2 separate regions of the Mus musculus genome follow, and region 1 is linked to region 2. A link is a loop called in an ENCODE intact Hi-C map of the cell type or tissue named here. Cell type or tissue: heart. All regions are shown on one strand. Links, peaks and the distances in the headings refer to the core of each region. The heading gives the core; the rest is flanking DNA.

What was found. Hi-C counts contacts between places; a loop is a spot of excess contacts. Peaks named below come from ENCODE experiments on the same cell type or tissue, not always from the same donor. Only the 100,000 strongest peaks of a DNase experiment are listed, where the experiment ranks them.
Region 1: a loop joins it to region 2, with 4 times the contacts of the local background. A loop is called at or near these places in 12 of 42 quality-filtered maps.

What each region holds. Positions count from the first base shown.
Region 1 is chr7:80,137,390-80,144,492 of GRCm38, forward strand. No RefSeq gene overlaps it. Among named protein-coding and RNA genes, the nearest start is that of Gm45202, 14 kb to the right of the region's middle. In heart, for the core only: CTCF peaks have their summits at 2,168 and 3,580 (motif pointing right); a DNase peak (open chromatin) is centred at 3,702; H3K27ac peaks cover 469 bases.
Region 2 is chr7:80,253,162-80,260,707 of GRCm38, forward strand. It overlaps Ttll13 (tubulin tyrosine ligase-like family, member 13), which reads left to right. Exons shown (of 15, transcript NM_177765.3): 6 at 1-36; 7 at 418-561; 8 at 921-1,006; 9 at 1,310-1,541; 10 at 2,151-2,335; 11 at 3,684-3,869; 12 at 5,016-5,196; 13 at 5,482-5,661; 14 at 6,214-6,532; 15 at 7,168-7,546. The coding sequence ends at 7,364. Among named protein-coding and RNA genes, the nearest start is that of Ngrn, 4.3 kb to the right of the region's middle. In heart, for the core only: a CTCF peak has its summit at 3,044 (motif pointing left); no DNase peak of the experiment used is centred there; H3K27me3 peaks cover 2,692 bases.

The sequences.
Region 1 (7,103 bases), core at 1,143-6,142, 120 kb before region 2:
GATGTTTTTATGGAAACTGTCTTGTAAGAGGATGTTTTGCTGAAGCAGACATGTGAGAGGATGTTTTTGCAAGCAGACACATGGGAGGATGTTTTGCTGAGAACAGATGCATCTTATTTTTCTGGAAGCTGCCTGGGAAAAGGACATGTGATGTGTTGCTAGAGTGGATGCTTGAGAGGACACACGATGTTTGGAAAGAATATCAGTATAACCCAACAGACAGTGGATGATGCTGTGGTATTGGTTCGCCTTGCCACTCTTTGCTGGCCTTTGTTGGGCTGTCCCAATGCTGGTCTTCACGGGTGACACTGTGGCATTGGTAGCACTGGTTTGACTTGACTTCTTCACTGACTTCGTAGAAAGAAATGCACCAAAGAACTTCTTGTGATATTCTGGTGGCTTTTTGCCATTTCTGCCAACTCTGGCTAATTGGCAGAGCCTTGAGGTTTCTTCTGGATCAAACTCCATTGCTAACTGGCAAGTGGTGGTTGTAAGTAGATCAAGCTACCGATACTGATTCGTGTGAACTATGCTACTGATATTCTGACAAAGAAGATTGGAATTGCTTGAAAAAACTGTTTCTAAACAGGTCCACATCTTCCTTTACCCTATTAACCTTTCCTTTCTACTACCTCTGGTGGGTGGTGGGCTAGAAGGGAGATTAAAGCATTTAAGAACCCTTATTAAAGTAGGTTTTGAAAAATCTAAGCCTACAAAGGCTCATTCTTTCTTGGTTTTTTTCTTGTTAGCTGGCTGGTTGATTGGTTGTTGGGGTTGGATTGGGTTAGGTTTCCTGAGACAGGAGCTCACTTTGTAGCCCAGGCTGGCCTTGAACTAGCTCCAATCCTCTTGCCCCATCACTCAGAGTGCTGGGATTACAGAAAGAAGACACCACCCTTTTAGAAATAGGTTTGGGATGCCAGCAAAAGGACTACACAGTCCAAAACAAAAAATTTTATTTCTGCAGAAGAATGTGTGGCTCAAAATCAACCAAGCAAGTACACCTAGCAGGAATCCTGCTGGGTTTTTATCTCTGACACAAAGGGGACCTTTTCCTCACTCTGAACTTGCGTCATGTTCTTATGGATAACTAAAAAGCTGAGTGGTTGACAGGCAAAGTGTCAAACTTGAGAAAACATGAAACCTGGATCACATACTTTGATCTTTGACAAATGTTAACTGTCAGAAGGCATCTTTGCCAGATGGTGTCTCTGCCAATTTCTGTGTTAGGTTATAGTCCTGTCCCTTTAAGCCAAGAGCTCACAACCTGAAGAATTTGGACAAACTCTTATAGCAGACAGGTCCCTGGTGGAAAGAATAAATGGTCAGGCAGGAGGCACTCAGAGGGATGGAGAAAAACAAACCCAGACTCAAGACAAATGTGGCAATATGGTGCCAAACCCATACACTCAGACGCCCGAGGGGACAGCTTGAAGACTGGAGATGATAAACAGATTCTCTCTGTATCCCTTGCAACCTCTGACTGAGTTATAGTCAATTTCTTATGTCCTCCAGATGGGTACCCTGTAGCTGGACCATATATCACAGTAGCACTCACTGCTGGGGAAAATCTTACCAGATTAGGCCTTTCCGCCTGGTCATCAGGAGAGTGTGTCCCCCAGTAGAAGTGCACACTCTAATGGTGGCGCACACCTTTAATCCCAGCACTCGGGAGGCAGAGGCAGGCGGATTTCTGAGTTCGAGGCCAGCCTGGTCTACAAAGTGAGTTCCAGGACAGCCAGGGCTATACAGAGAAACCCTGTCTTGAAAACCAAAAAAAAAAAAAAAAAAAGAAAAGAAAAGATCTCTATGTGTCCCTAATTACAGCCTCAGCGATGACCAGTCCAATCAGCTCACTCTTGATTGACTGCTGCTGATGCTGAAACCTCTGTTTAACCTTTTAACCTGGAGTGTTCTTTGCCTCATTTAACACTTTGATAGAAATCACAGCACATCTCATTTATGTTCCCCTTGGTTCCCAGCTGGGGCTCGCTGTTTGTACACAAGACAGCATGTAGCTCAGTTTGACTCTAGGGACTAGGAAGGGAAGCTGGGTGTCCCCCTGGTGCCTGCTGGAGGATGGTGGCCAAGGTGCTATCAGGTCAGCGTTAAAGGAAGCAAAACAAAGCAGGAGGCCAGGCCAGAGAGATTGTTAGGGGACTAAGCTGCAGCAAAGGTCTGCCCACTGCTGGAGGACGATGGTGAGGTCAGCCAGGCAGTGGTGGAAGCACAGGGATTCCAGCACCCAGAGACAGAGGCTGATTTCTGTGAGTTCGAGGCCAGCCTGGTCTACAGAGTGAGTTCCCAGACAGGCAGGGCTACACAGAGAAACCCTGTCTTGGAAAACCGGGGGGTAGGGTGGGGGAGCAAATGAACTATAGAAGAGAAAGAGAGCACCCAAAGACTGAGTGACAGCTAACCCATGGACCTCCTAAAAACAGGAACAGCAGGAGGGTGGGCTGGAAATTCCCAGCACAAATCCTCAAGGGTGATGGGGCAGCCAGCAATTGTGTTGTGGCCTCCAGGGGCCTTCACCCTGTAACTATCACAGTGGGGCCACAAGGGGCCCCGACACAGGCAAGGGGAAAGTAAACCAAGCTATGTGGATCTCAGCAACAGTGACAGTTGTGGAAAGCTACCAGTGAGGAACTGTCAAATGATCGGAGTGTTTTGATTTTCAGCTGTATTGAGCTGTAGTGGACAAGAAGTTTGTGTGTGTTTAAAGGGTACAACAACATGCCTCTAATGCCTGCACTTGAGAGACACAAACAGGAGGATTGCCATGACTTCCTGGCCAGTCCCAGTTACATAGTGAGTTCCTGGTGAGAGTGAGATTCTGTCTGTAACAAACAAAAAAATAAAAATGGAGATCAATAAGCCGGACACGGTAGCACACACCTTTAATCCCAGGACTCAGGAGGAGGAAGCAGGCAGATCTCTGTGAATTCAAGGCCAAGTTCCAGCCCAACCTGAGTTCCTTGGTGAGACCCTGACTCAAAACCAAACCAAACCAAACCAAAAAGCAGCACACAGACAAAAACACCAGGGGCCTAGCAGTTAAGAGCACCTCTGCTCTTCCAAAGGAGAAAAGCCTGGTTCCCAGCACCCATGCCAAGCCAAGCCAAGCCAGTGTAACCCCAGCTCCTATGGAGCAAATGTCCTCTTCTGACCTATGAGGCCAACTACACTTAAGTGTATAGACACAACATGCATGTGCATGCACTCGCGCACACACACACACACACTGAAAATAAATCTTGGGGAGAAAAAAAAAAAAAAAAAACGCCAAAACTTTCCAGGACAATAGTTATCAGAAAGTAAGGGAGCCAGATGCAGTAGTTCTCTGAATTTGAGGCCAGTTTTGTCTATGGAGTGAGTCCCAGGGCAGCCAGGAATACTTAGAGAAATCCTGTTTTGAAGAAAGAAGAGGGGGGGGGGAGAGAGAGAGAGAGAGAGAGAGAGAGAGAGAGAGAGAGAGAGAGAGAGCAAGAGCTCGTGAGAGAGCTCATTACATTTTCATTACATTTTTTGCATTTAGGACGGTAGAAAAACCAGTGTTGAGGGCCGAGAGCCAGAAGGTGGCAGTGTCTACCCAGGGAGGGGCGGGCTCCTTCATCTTCCCAGGCCAGAGCTGCCCCACATCAGTTCTTGCAAAAATCCCAGCCTACCAAGTCCTACCCCTCGGTGGCCTCACCTTCCTCTGCCTGGTAGAACAAAACGCTATGACAAAGGCCCAGGTAGTGTGGCTGCCCGCTGGGTTTTAAGATCCAACAAGAGTCTCTCCCATGAGCAGAGGTGATCCGGAGTCCTGCCACTGGATCCGAGCTGACCTCCCAGCACCTGCAGGTTCCCCAGGCCGACCCTGGCTCCCAGCTCATCCTAAACTCAGTTATTTCCTCTCTTTAGGTGAGGCACAGCTTTGGCTGAAAACTTAAGCAACAGAAGCAAACCAACCCCAGTGTGGGGTCATCACGCTTTTCATTCAGCGTTGAAGAATGAAATTATGTCATCTGCAGGGAAACGGATGGAACTAAAGATCACTGTTAACAACAAGGAAAACAAGCAAGCAAACAAACAGACTTCCAAGCAGATATGGTTCTAGCCTGCAATCCTAGCACTTGGGAACCAGAAGGAGGCTCAGAAGTTCAAGGTCAGCTTCGCCTTTAAGTTGAGTTTAAGGCCAACTTGAGATGTGTAAGGAAGCTGACCCTCCCCCGCCCCCAACACACACACAAACACACCTAAACTGACATCTTGTTTTCTCTCCTGTGCAGAATACATATATAATGACAGTAGAAGAGGTGATATATGAGGGGAGGCAGGACCTAAAGCGGGGCGGGGCAAGAGATAATAACGAACATCGAGAAACAAATATGGACGTTTTCTCTCACATGTGAAACCTAGATTTAATTCTGTGTGTGCACAGGACACGGAAGCAGAAAGGCAACAGTTCGTGTGGAGGAAGAGGACAAATTGGAGGAGGGAGAAGAATGAGAGCAAAGAACCAGAATGGATGTGTGTCTGTGTATGTGTGCATGCATGGATGTGTGTGTATGTATGTGTGAAAATGTCATAATTACTTTGTATGATAATTTAAAAAAATTTAATGTTTCAATAGTAAAGTATATGTTATATGTATTTTATTTTATTTATTTGGTTGTTCCTTTTTAAAAGAGGTTTTATTTATTTTGTGTATGAGTATTTCATCCCCATGCATGTGTGTGTACCACATGAGTGCTTGGTGCCCTGGGACATCAGAACAGGGCATCAGATTTGCTGGAACCAGAGTTACAGGTGGTTGTGAGCCACCATGTGGGTGCTGGGACTCAAATTCCCTATTTATTTGGTTTTTCGAGACAGTTTCTTTCTCTGTGTAGCCCTAGCTGTCCTGGAGCTCACTCTGTAGACCAGGCTGGGCTTGAACTCAGATCTACCTGCCTCTGGCTCAGGAGTGCTGAGATTAAAGGCGTGTGGTATGTAACAATGCTCGTTTGCTTGTTTGTTTGTTTGTTGGGTCTGGGTTGTTTGTTTGTTTGTTTGTTTGTTTTTGAGATAGGGTCTCACTTTGTAGCAGCTCTGGATGACCTGGTATCCTGGTATTCACCATGTAGTTCAGGCTGGCCTTGAACTTATAATAGGCTGTCCACCTGTCTAATCCACTTGTCTTTTACTCTGGAGTTCAGGAATTAAAGGTAATTGCCACGATACCTGCCTGCTATGTATATTTGCACAGTTAAAACAACAACAAAAATAGTCATCCAAAACTCATAGCTAATTGGAGCTAGAGAGATGGCTCAATGGTTAAAAGCAACACACATACACACACATACATGGCAGGTGGCGGGCTGGAGAGATGCTTCCGTGGTTAAGAGCACTGATTGTTTTTCCAGAGGTCCTGAGTTCAATTCCCAGAAACCACATGGTGGCTCACAACCATCTGTAATGAGATCTGATACCCTCTTCTGGTGTGTCTGAAGACAGCTACAGTATATATAATAAATTTAAAAGGCTAGGAATGGTAATATATGCCTTTAATCTCAGCACATGGGAAAGTGAGGCAGATGGACTTCTATGAGTTCAAGACCAGGCAGGGCTACATAGTTAAGTTTGAGGATAGTCAAGATTACAAATTGAGAGCCAGTCTGGAAGGGGTGGTTGGGGGCAGGAGAACAACTTAAGTTGTGGCAAGAGGACTGCAAGCTTAAAGTTTGAAACTTTGAGACTAGTCTTGGCTACATAGCAAGATCCTACTCAACCCACTAACAAAAGTCACAGAGGGGGATGGGGGGGGGGGGGCCAGGCCAGTGAGGTGAGTTAGTGATATGGTACTTCCTGCCAAAGCCAGTAATCTGAGTTCCATCCTCAGAACCCACTCTGTAGGACAGAACTGACTCCCTAAAGTTGTCCTCTGACCTCCACACTCCACAAGAAGACTATGGACACACACATACATACATGTAAAATAGATAAATATATGTAAAAACCAATCGTGGCACCCTCTGGGCTGGGTTCTCTTGTTTTGCATCTCCCCCGTTCTGACTTTCCTGTTGTTGAGATCTCTCACCACTGTCTTGCAAGCTGTCCTTCACGCAGCTACTCAGTTCCTCCTGTGTGTAACCAGCTCTCTTCAACCGCGTCCTTGGCACTTCCCCTTCTCGGCCCAACTGGCTGATCGAGATATTTTCCCAAACAAAACCTGTTCTCACCCCGCTAAGCACATTGCAGACTTGCCATCTGGTGTCTATGTGGGTCTCCTGAGAAACAGATGAGTGGGCAGCCACAGCTGAGATGCAGATCGTCTCTCTACCAGCTGCCAGGCTGAGAGGAGACCCACGGCCTCAGGGGTGGGGGCCGGGGCGGGGGGCCGGCTGGGGAAAAAGTGCATAAGGCAGCCCCTGGAACGCAGTCCCATCTCTCTATAGTGGGCCAGACCTCAGAAGGGCGGGGCTGAAGGAGGAAACAGAGAGACTTAGGTAAAGTGACCAGTAAGTTCAGATAAGAAAGGATTCAGTCTGATCAGAAAGATGCTTGAGGCGCAGAGTCCTGGAGCCAGACAGAGCCGAGTGGGGTGTGGTGAGAAATGGGAGAAGAGACAGCAGGAAAATCCCACCTTTTTTAGAAATGCTAAGCTTTTGAGGCAGGGTGCATCTGGAGCGGTTTCGGGGAGGAAGTTAAAAAGAAGAACCAGAGGACAAGAACACACGCCAAGCCTGGAAGGGAAACAGATGCCTTGCAGGGATCCCTCTCCAAAGCAGAGGCAAGAAAAGGGAGGGCAGGAGTGTTTCCAGTGAAACCCGCCACCTGAGGAGCGCTCACCAGGCCAGGCAGGAATGCTGGCAAGAGCTGACAGGTATACCTGCTTGAGACAGGCCAGACATTGTCCCGATGCTGCGGCCCACAAAACACAACGCGCAAGACTCACTGTGATGTTAAATTGTCTACTAGGACATTTGAAAGGGTGAAAGAGGGGTATGGGGTGGCATGGGTCTGCCTTCCCAGCATTCCAGAGGGTGAGGCAAGAGGAAGATCAGAGATCCGCCTGCTTCTGCCTCCCAAGTGCTGGGATTAAAGGTGCTCATCACTTCACTGGCCCAGTTTTTTTT
Region 2 (7,546 bases), core at 1,123-6,122:
GGAGAGCATATGATCTGCCAGCAGTACATCACCAAGGTGAAGGCCACCTCGGAACCCCCAGGCCTCTCCCCACACTGGGATGCCGCATCCCTTGTACGCCAGGGCCGGAACTCAATTATAGGCTTCTGCCCTCTGTGCTGTCTTCATTATCTTACAGACAGAGTACAGCCATTTTTCAGAGCTAGCCAGCCTGGATTTGACTCAAAGCTTTCCCATTTCCCGGACATATGATCTTGGGCAGTTACCTGGCTCTGTTTCCTCACTGTTAAATGAAAGTAATAACACAATTATTACTATTATGACTACTGTGAGGATTCAATGTGTTATGTATTAGAAGCACCAGTAATAACCATATATTGCATGTAATAAGCACTTCGTAAGTTCATTAGTATTCCCTCTGGGTTTGCATGCTCTTAGCCCTTCCTTATTGATGGCTTCAAGTTTGACATGCGAATCTATGTTCTGATCACTTCCTGTGACCCTCTCCGGATCTTCATGTACGAGGAAGGCCTGGCTCGTTTTGCCACTATGCCGTATGTGGAACCTAGCCATAACAACCTGGTGAGGAGGCAGGGCAGCACCTTCTTCCCTTCCATTGCCATGAGTGCCTCTGTTCTAAGCACAAACATGGTGGAAAAGTTTGTCAGCTAAGACCAAGGAAGGAAGCCAGTGAGAGCCGTAGTATGGGGGACATGGTGGGAGGTGTGGCAGCCCTTGCTGGGTGGTGACTAAGGAAAGGTTCTGAACGGAGTCACCCAGCACAGCCTCTTTGCCAGGATCATACGGGACAGTCTCTGGTGAAGAGGGCCAGGAGCTGAGCAGTCTTGGGGCAGAGCAGTGGGTGAGAAGAAGTCACTGAGGGGCTGGAGAAGCTGGACAGAGAGGCAGTGTGAGCCAATCTAGGGCTGTTCGCTTCACAGGAGGAGGTCTGCATGCACCTGACCAACTATGCCATCAATAAACACAATGAGAATTTTGTCCGAGATGATGCTGTGGGCAGTAAGAGGTATCCCCTATTCTGTTTTCCCTTGCTTCCTCTGCCCTTAATCCCATAGACTCAGGAGCCCATGAAACCCATTTGACTCTTGGGAAGCTGATTTCCCAGGAATCCCTGCTTTTGAAGACACTTCTCCTGTGTCTGAGCTCAGTAACCATAACCTAACAACCAATCCCAGCTCCCAGCTGCTAGCAGCGCTTTGAAGCCCAGGGTCCCAGAAATGAAAGTGGGGTTAAGTCAGGGAGCCTCCAGCCTGCAGCCAGGCCCTGCTGGCATGGAGACTGGCCTTCCTCTGAGCACTGGGCCTCACAGGAAGCTGTCGACACTCAATGCCTGGCTGCGAGAGCACAGCCATGATCCCCAAGAGCTGTGGGGGGACATCGAGGACATCATCATCAAAACCATCATCTCAGCCCACTCTGTGCTTCGCCACAACTACCGAACCTGTTTCCCCCAATATCTGTGTGGAGGTACATGCGCCTGCTTTGAGATCCTGGGGTTTGACATCTTACTGGACCACAAACTCAAGCCCTGGCTTCTAGAGGTAAGATTTTCTCTTCTGGACTCAACAAGGCCAAAGTCAGAGGCTTCACCTTGGAAGCAGTATACTCACCTGGTAGCCTAGGGAGGTTGGGGGAAGTAGAAGTCTCAGGGTAGGGAAGAGCCAGGTGAAGACTTTGTCAGTTAAGCCACATAAGGCTGTGTCAGTTCCTGAGACAAACATTCGTAGTCTTTGACCTCTGCAACAACAGCTCAGACTGGGCACACGCCTGTAATCTCAGTACTTGAGAAGGGGAGGAAAGAGGATCATGACTCCAGGCTTCAGCTACATAGTGAATTGGAGGCTAGCCTAGATTTTATAAAATTCTGGCCCCCAAGACCCAAGAAAAGCAAGCAAGCAAGCAAACATGGAAATCCATGTTTAGGATTCTTCAGTGCTCCCTAAGTAAGTCTTGCCGGTGAGGACCCTGTATCCATAGTCAAATTATCTGGTTTTCTCTCACTAGCCTGTAGATAGGTCACATCTCTTCTTGGTTGCTGACTCGGGCCACGGGCCAGAGCTGTTCCTCCCTCAGACCCCCAGTTAGACTGTAAGAGCCCACCACCGGCTCAGGTGGTCTAGGAAAGGGGCAATAAGGCCTCCTCTCGGCAGGTAAACCACTCCCCAAGCTTCACCACAGACTCCCGCCTGGATCGAGAGGTGAAAGATGCACTTCTCTGTGATGCTATGAACCTTGTCAACCTCCGGGGCTGTGACAAAAAGAAGGTGATTGAAGAAGACAAACGTCGAGTCAAGGAGCGGCTTTTCCCGTGCCACCAACAGCCACGAGAAACCAGGTGTGCCTGGTATCTGATAAGGGTTTGTTTATTTAAGACAGGTCTCTGGCTGGCCTGGAACTACATATGTAGACCAGGTTGGTCTCAAATTCACAGAGATCTACCTGCCTCTGCCTCATGGTTGCAGGGACTAAAGGTGTGCATCACTATGCCAGGTTTATTTATTTTTAAGTTAATATAGTACATGTTTATTTTGCGTGTATCTGTGTGTTTCTGCACATGTAGCATGCCAGACCTGTGGTTAGAGGACAATGTGTAGGAGTTGGTTCTCTCCTTCCACCAATGTTGGATCCTAGGAATTGAACTTAGGTCTATAGGCTTGGCAGTAAGTGCTATTACCCACTGAGCCTTGCAGGTTCTGGTAGGTGTTTAGTTATACAACTTGACTTCTTATTACTCTTATTCCTGACAGAAGAAGGTTACAAGGCATTGATTAGCTTTTAAACTCATATTTTATGTATATGAGTACACTAAGACAAGCTGTCTTCAGACACACCAGACTAGGGCACTGAATCACATTACTGATGGTTATGAGCTTCCGTGTTGGGAATTGAACTCAGGACCTCTGGAAGAACAATCAGTGCTCTTAACTGATGAGCCGTGTCTCCAGCTCCCTAGCTCCCCTTTTCCAGAGGTCTTGAGTTCAATTCCTAACAACCACATGGTGGCTCACAATCATCTGTAATGAGATCTGATGCCCTCTTCTGGCCTGTTTGAAGAGAGCAATGGTGTCCTCATATACATAAAATAAATAAATCTTTTTTTTAAGTAGTTAGAATCAGGAGGATCATGAGTTCAAGGCCAGCTTGAGCCACTTAAATTAGCAAGAAATTGTCTCAAGCAAATGGACAATCATTAAAATATGGGTCTTTCTTTTCACAGTCAGGATTCACCTGTGTGTGTCACACGCAATAAGCACGCGCTGGTCACTGTGCCACACTCCAACCTCGATTCTCTTGAGACTGGCCTTGATCACACTGTGTAGCTGAGGCTGGATTTGGACTCCAGTTCCTTTTGCCTCTGCCTTCCCAGAGTTAGGATTATAAGACTGCAGCACATCTTGTTGAATCCTTTTACATTTTCTGTAGTGTATGGGCGTTTCAATTTGGAACCCATAAGACTGTGGTAACTAGAGTGTTTGCTTATGAATAGGTCATTCTCTCTACTTAGGAAGAGAATCAGAATTCTGGAAACCACACCTATATGGTAGGGCTGGCCATGAGCTTGGGTGCTTCCCTCCATAGGTAAGGGCCAGGGAGCCCAGGGAGCCAGCAGGAGGTTCTGAAACTGAAGGCCTTAGCCGGTACTCCTTTCCCTCCTCTGACTTCCCTGAGCTTGGTTTCCATAGGCGAGAACAGTTTGAGTTATCCCAGGCTGCCATGCATGACCAGGAGCGCTATGAAGACTCCCACCTAGGGGGATACCGGCGGATCTACCCGGGGCCCGACTCCGAGAAATACGCACCTTTCTTCAAGCACAATGGCTCCCTCTTCCAGGAGACAGCTGCCTCCAAGGCCAGAGAGGAGTGTGCCAGGTAACTTGGCTGCATTCCCTCTGTGTGAGTGGGTTAGGGGCAAAGCCTGACAGCAGACTGCTCCCTAACAGGAGAAGAGGAGGCTATACGCTTGAGAAGAGAGCAACAATTCTAACAGGTTCTTTCTGCGTGCAGGCCCATCCCTGCATGCCTTCACTGGAATGTGTGATGTATATGTATGCAATGTGCGCGCACATGTGCATGTGGAGGCCAGAGGACAACCTTGGGTATTGTTCCATAGCTGGTCACCTTGTGTGTTTTTAAATAGGTAAAGATTACAGTTGCTTATCTGTGTGTGTGTGGACACCACGTGCACATGTAGCAGTTGAGAGATCTTTTAGGAGTCAGTTCTCTCCTTCTACTATGTAGGTTCTAGCAAATGAACTCGGGCAGTCAGGTTTGGTGGTAGCACCTTTACCAGCTGAGCCATCTCGCCAGCCCCACTTTGTTGTTACTGTTTATGTATTCATTTTTAAAGTTTTATGTTTTTAGCCAGGCATGGTGGCGCACGCCTTTAATCCCAGCACTTGGGAGGAAGAGGCAGGTGGATTTCTGAGTTCAACGCCAGCCTGGTCTACATAGTGAGTTCCAGGACAGCCGGGGCTATACAGAGAAACCCTGTCTAGAAAAACCAATTAAAAAAAAAAAACTTTTATGTTTTTAAAACTGGGTCTTAATGGCTGGCCTGGAACTTGCTGCATAGAAGAGACTTGCTCCAAATGCAGAAACCTGTGCTTCCCAAGTGCTGGGACTAAAAGTGCCCCCATGTCTGGCCCACTTTATCTTTTGAGTCTTTTATCGGCCTGAAGCTCACTAACAAGGTTAGGTTAGCTGACCAATGAGAAGCCAGGAACCTGCCTATTTTTTTGTCTCCCCAGTGCTGAGATACAAGCATGTGCTACCATGCCAGGCTTTGTGTTCTTGGATTCTGGGGCTTGAACTCAGGTCCTCATGCTTTCAGGGGAGGGACTTCAGTGCTTGAGTTATCATCCCAGCCCACTAACAGAGTCTTAATGACTCTTTCCTTCGCTGTGTTTCCTATACTCTAATCAATTCCAGCAACACCAGGTGTTCCTTTCATTAGCCCATCATCCTGTTTTTCCCCACACCATCTCTCCTGTGTCTGAAACTGCTGTGTCTCATCAGGCAGCAACTGGAAGAGATTCGCCTAAAGCAGGAACAGCAGGAGAACCCAGGCACCAAGAAGCGCAAGGAAAACAAGGAGCAGAATCAGGGAGAATCGGCGGGGGAGAAAAGCCGATCCCGAACAGCTACTCGGGTCCTTGCCACCAGCTTGGCATACAGGAACCGGAACCGGGAGAAAGAGGTGTCAGGGGTGTGGCTCTTACCTTCTCACACAAGACTTAATTGGGATTCCTAGGGAAGGGAACCCTTGCTGTCCCCTCTCTCCTCGCTTGAGAGAGACGAGTCTCTAACTAGTAAATTGGATCTGACCTTTTGGAACAGAAGGTGAGAGAATGGACAGCTAAGGGAATCTTACAGTGCGGCCCGGAGAGGGAAGGAAATAGAATGGGCCAGGGGTCCTGCAGCCATTCTTGCTGGTGGTATGAGGCTCGTCTTGGACATCCTGTATCTCTCCTGTCCCTTGTAGCTGCTGCCAGTACAACTGGACACTACGCAGCCTCAGGACATCGTGGAAGAGGAGGAGCTCGAGCGGATGAAGCTCCTGCTACAGAGAGAGAACCTCATCCGCAGCCTGGGCATTGTAGAGCAGCTCACCCGCATGCTGTACCCTAGCCACCGGAGCCACAGAAAGCTTCATGAGTATCGGGTGAGGGTCCCTGCGAAGCCTCTCACAAAGCAAGGGAACAAGGGCTGTGATGCCAACACGTGGTGGTGGTTTCACCAAAGGAGGTTCTTGTGATGGTACCTGTCACGGGAGCCTGGGAGAGGCTCTGCTGGTTCCATGATGTCTGTTCCCAGGCTCCCTTGGGTTTGGTATTGCAATCCAGCCAAGTGCAGCTCCCAACTTTCTCAGTTGCAAGGGACTTGTTGTCTCTATTCCTATTTCACAGTATCCCACAACTCATGACTGACAAATAACAAGGCCACCACCATGCTCAGTGGCTTCTATGTACTTACCCTAGTATTGGCAATGCCCTGGCTCTAATGGGAGCTAAGTAAACAGTCTTGGGCCAACAAAACAGCTGCCGTTTTCACTATTCCCTGGGCTAGTAGCAAACCTGTTGGGCCCTCTGTTTTTGATGAACCCCAAAAGAATAACTAGTTAAACAATGGTTATGGCCTAGGAGAGATTGTTTTATTTCCAACACTCTATCCAGACTCCCAAGAAATATGGTAAGGGGCTGCTCTTCTCCTCTAGCCTAGATTTCACCAGGACGGGCTGAGCAGTCAAGAACTGCAACCTGTGAATTTGGTCCCATTGGTGCTTCTGAGAGGGGCTGCCTCAGAGCAGATCCCTCCTCATTTCCTGCAACCACTTCGGCCCCACGAGTTGATCCCCAGGATCTTAGGGCCGCTATCAAGCATCAATCCCGCAATTGCACAGCATTCCCGGTACCATCTTCAGCCCAAGAACTTCAACTGGATAGGAGATTCAGCAGCCACGGGCCCCTGTTCATTGTCAATGAAGAAATCTGGGAGGCACTATATTTCCAGCTCTAGAGTCAGGCTCACTAGCCGTAAGTATTCAAAAATAGCCTTGGTCACTTTTGACTGGTGTAAATTCCTAGTAGCAAATGTTACAGCTGGGCTGCTCCTAGGATACAAAGTGGCATTCCTGGTAGTATAGGCATGGGGGGAAGGCAGTGGACCCGTTTATTTACTTGCTTCTATCTAGTGACCCTGGTGATAGAGATGACAGACCAATTCCAGCCCTCAACCAAGGTTAACAGGGAAATGGACATGTAAACAGGCTAATTAAGATCCAGTGTGGTAGAGATGCTAGAGGGAAGCATGGGATGCCAGTCTTGTGTGTTACTGGAGCACAGATGGGAAAGAGGTGAGAACATCTCTTTTGTGGGTACTACAACTTAGTGGGGGTCCATGTCTCTACTGCAGAAGGCCAAGCCAGCAGAAGGCTAGAAGCCATAAACAGAGCCCTGTCAGGATCAGTGCCACCCACTCTAACCCCAAGGCAGGGCTATCTTCTGCAGCCCAAAAGACAGGAAAATGGCTCATGGACTGAATGCTGCACCTTGCCCTCCATGGTAAACTCTGAACACAGAGGAAGCAAGGCTGGGGATCTTCCCCTATGCCCTGCCTCTGCACCAGTACTGCAGCATTCCAGCCCACTCCTCAACATCATCCAACACAGGTAAAAGAAGGAAAGCCCAGCACTCAACCAAAACAGCAAATGGTCTTCAATCTTTGCTAATTGAAAGACTGCCAACAAGTTCCAGATTGAAAAGCTCTGGCCAGGACCTTTGTTTGCAAAAGGCAAAAAACACGGAGACACCAAGAGTTCTTCAACATTCTAAGATTCTTTGGGGATCGGTAAAGACTAAAAGATGAAGAGCTAAGGCCAGCTTGTATGCATCGCTGCTCACCAAGCCTTAGGCTGAGTTTATCCCTAAGCGATGGGTCTGAACCCTGGGTATGGCTTGGGGCTGGAGGTCACTGGGCAACAAGGAATTCCTTTCCCGGAGGAGTCAAAAGCGACTACGGTGTAGTCGCCATCAGAAGATTGCTGAGGG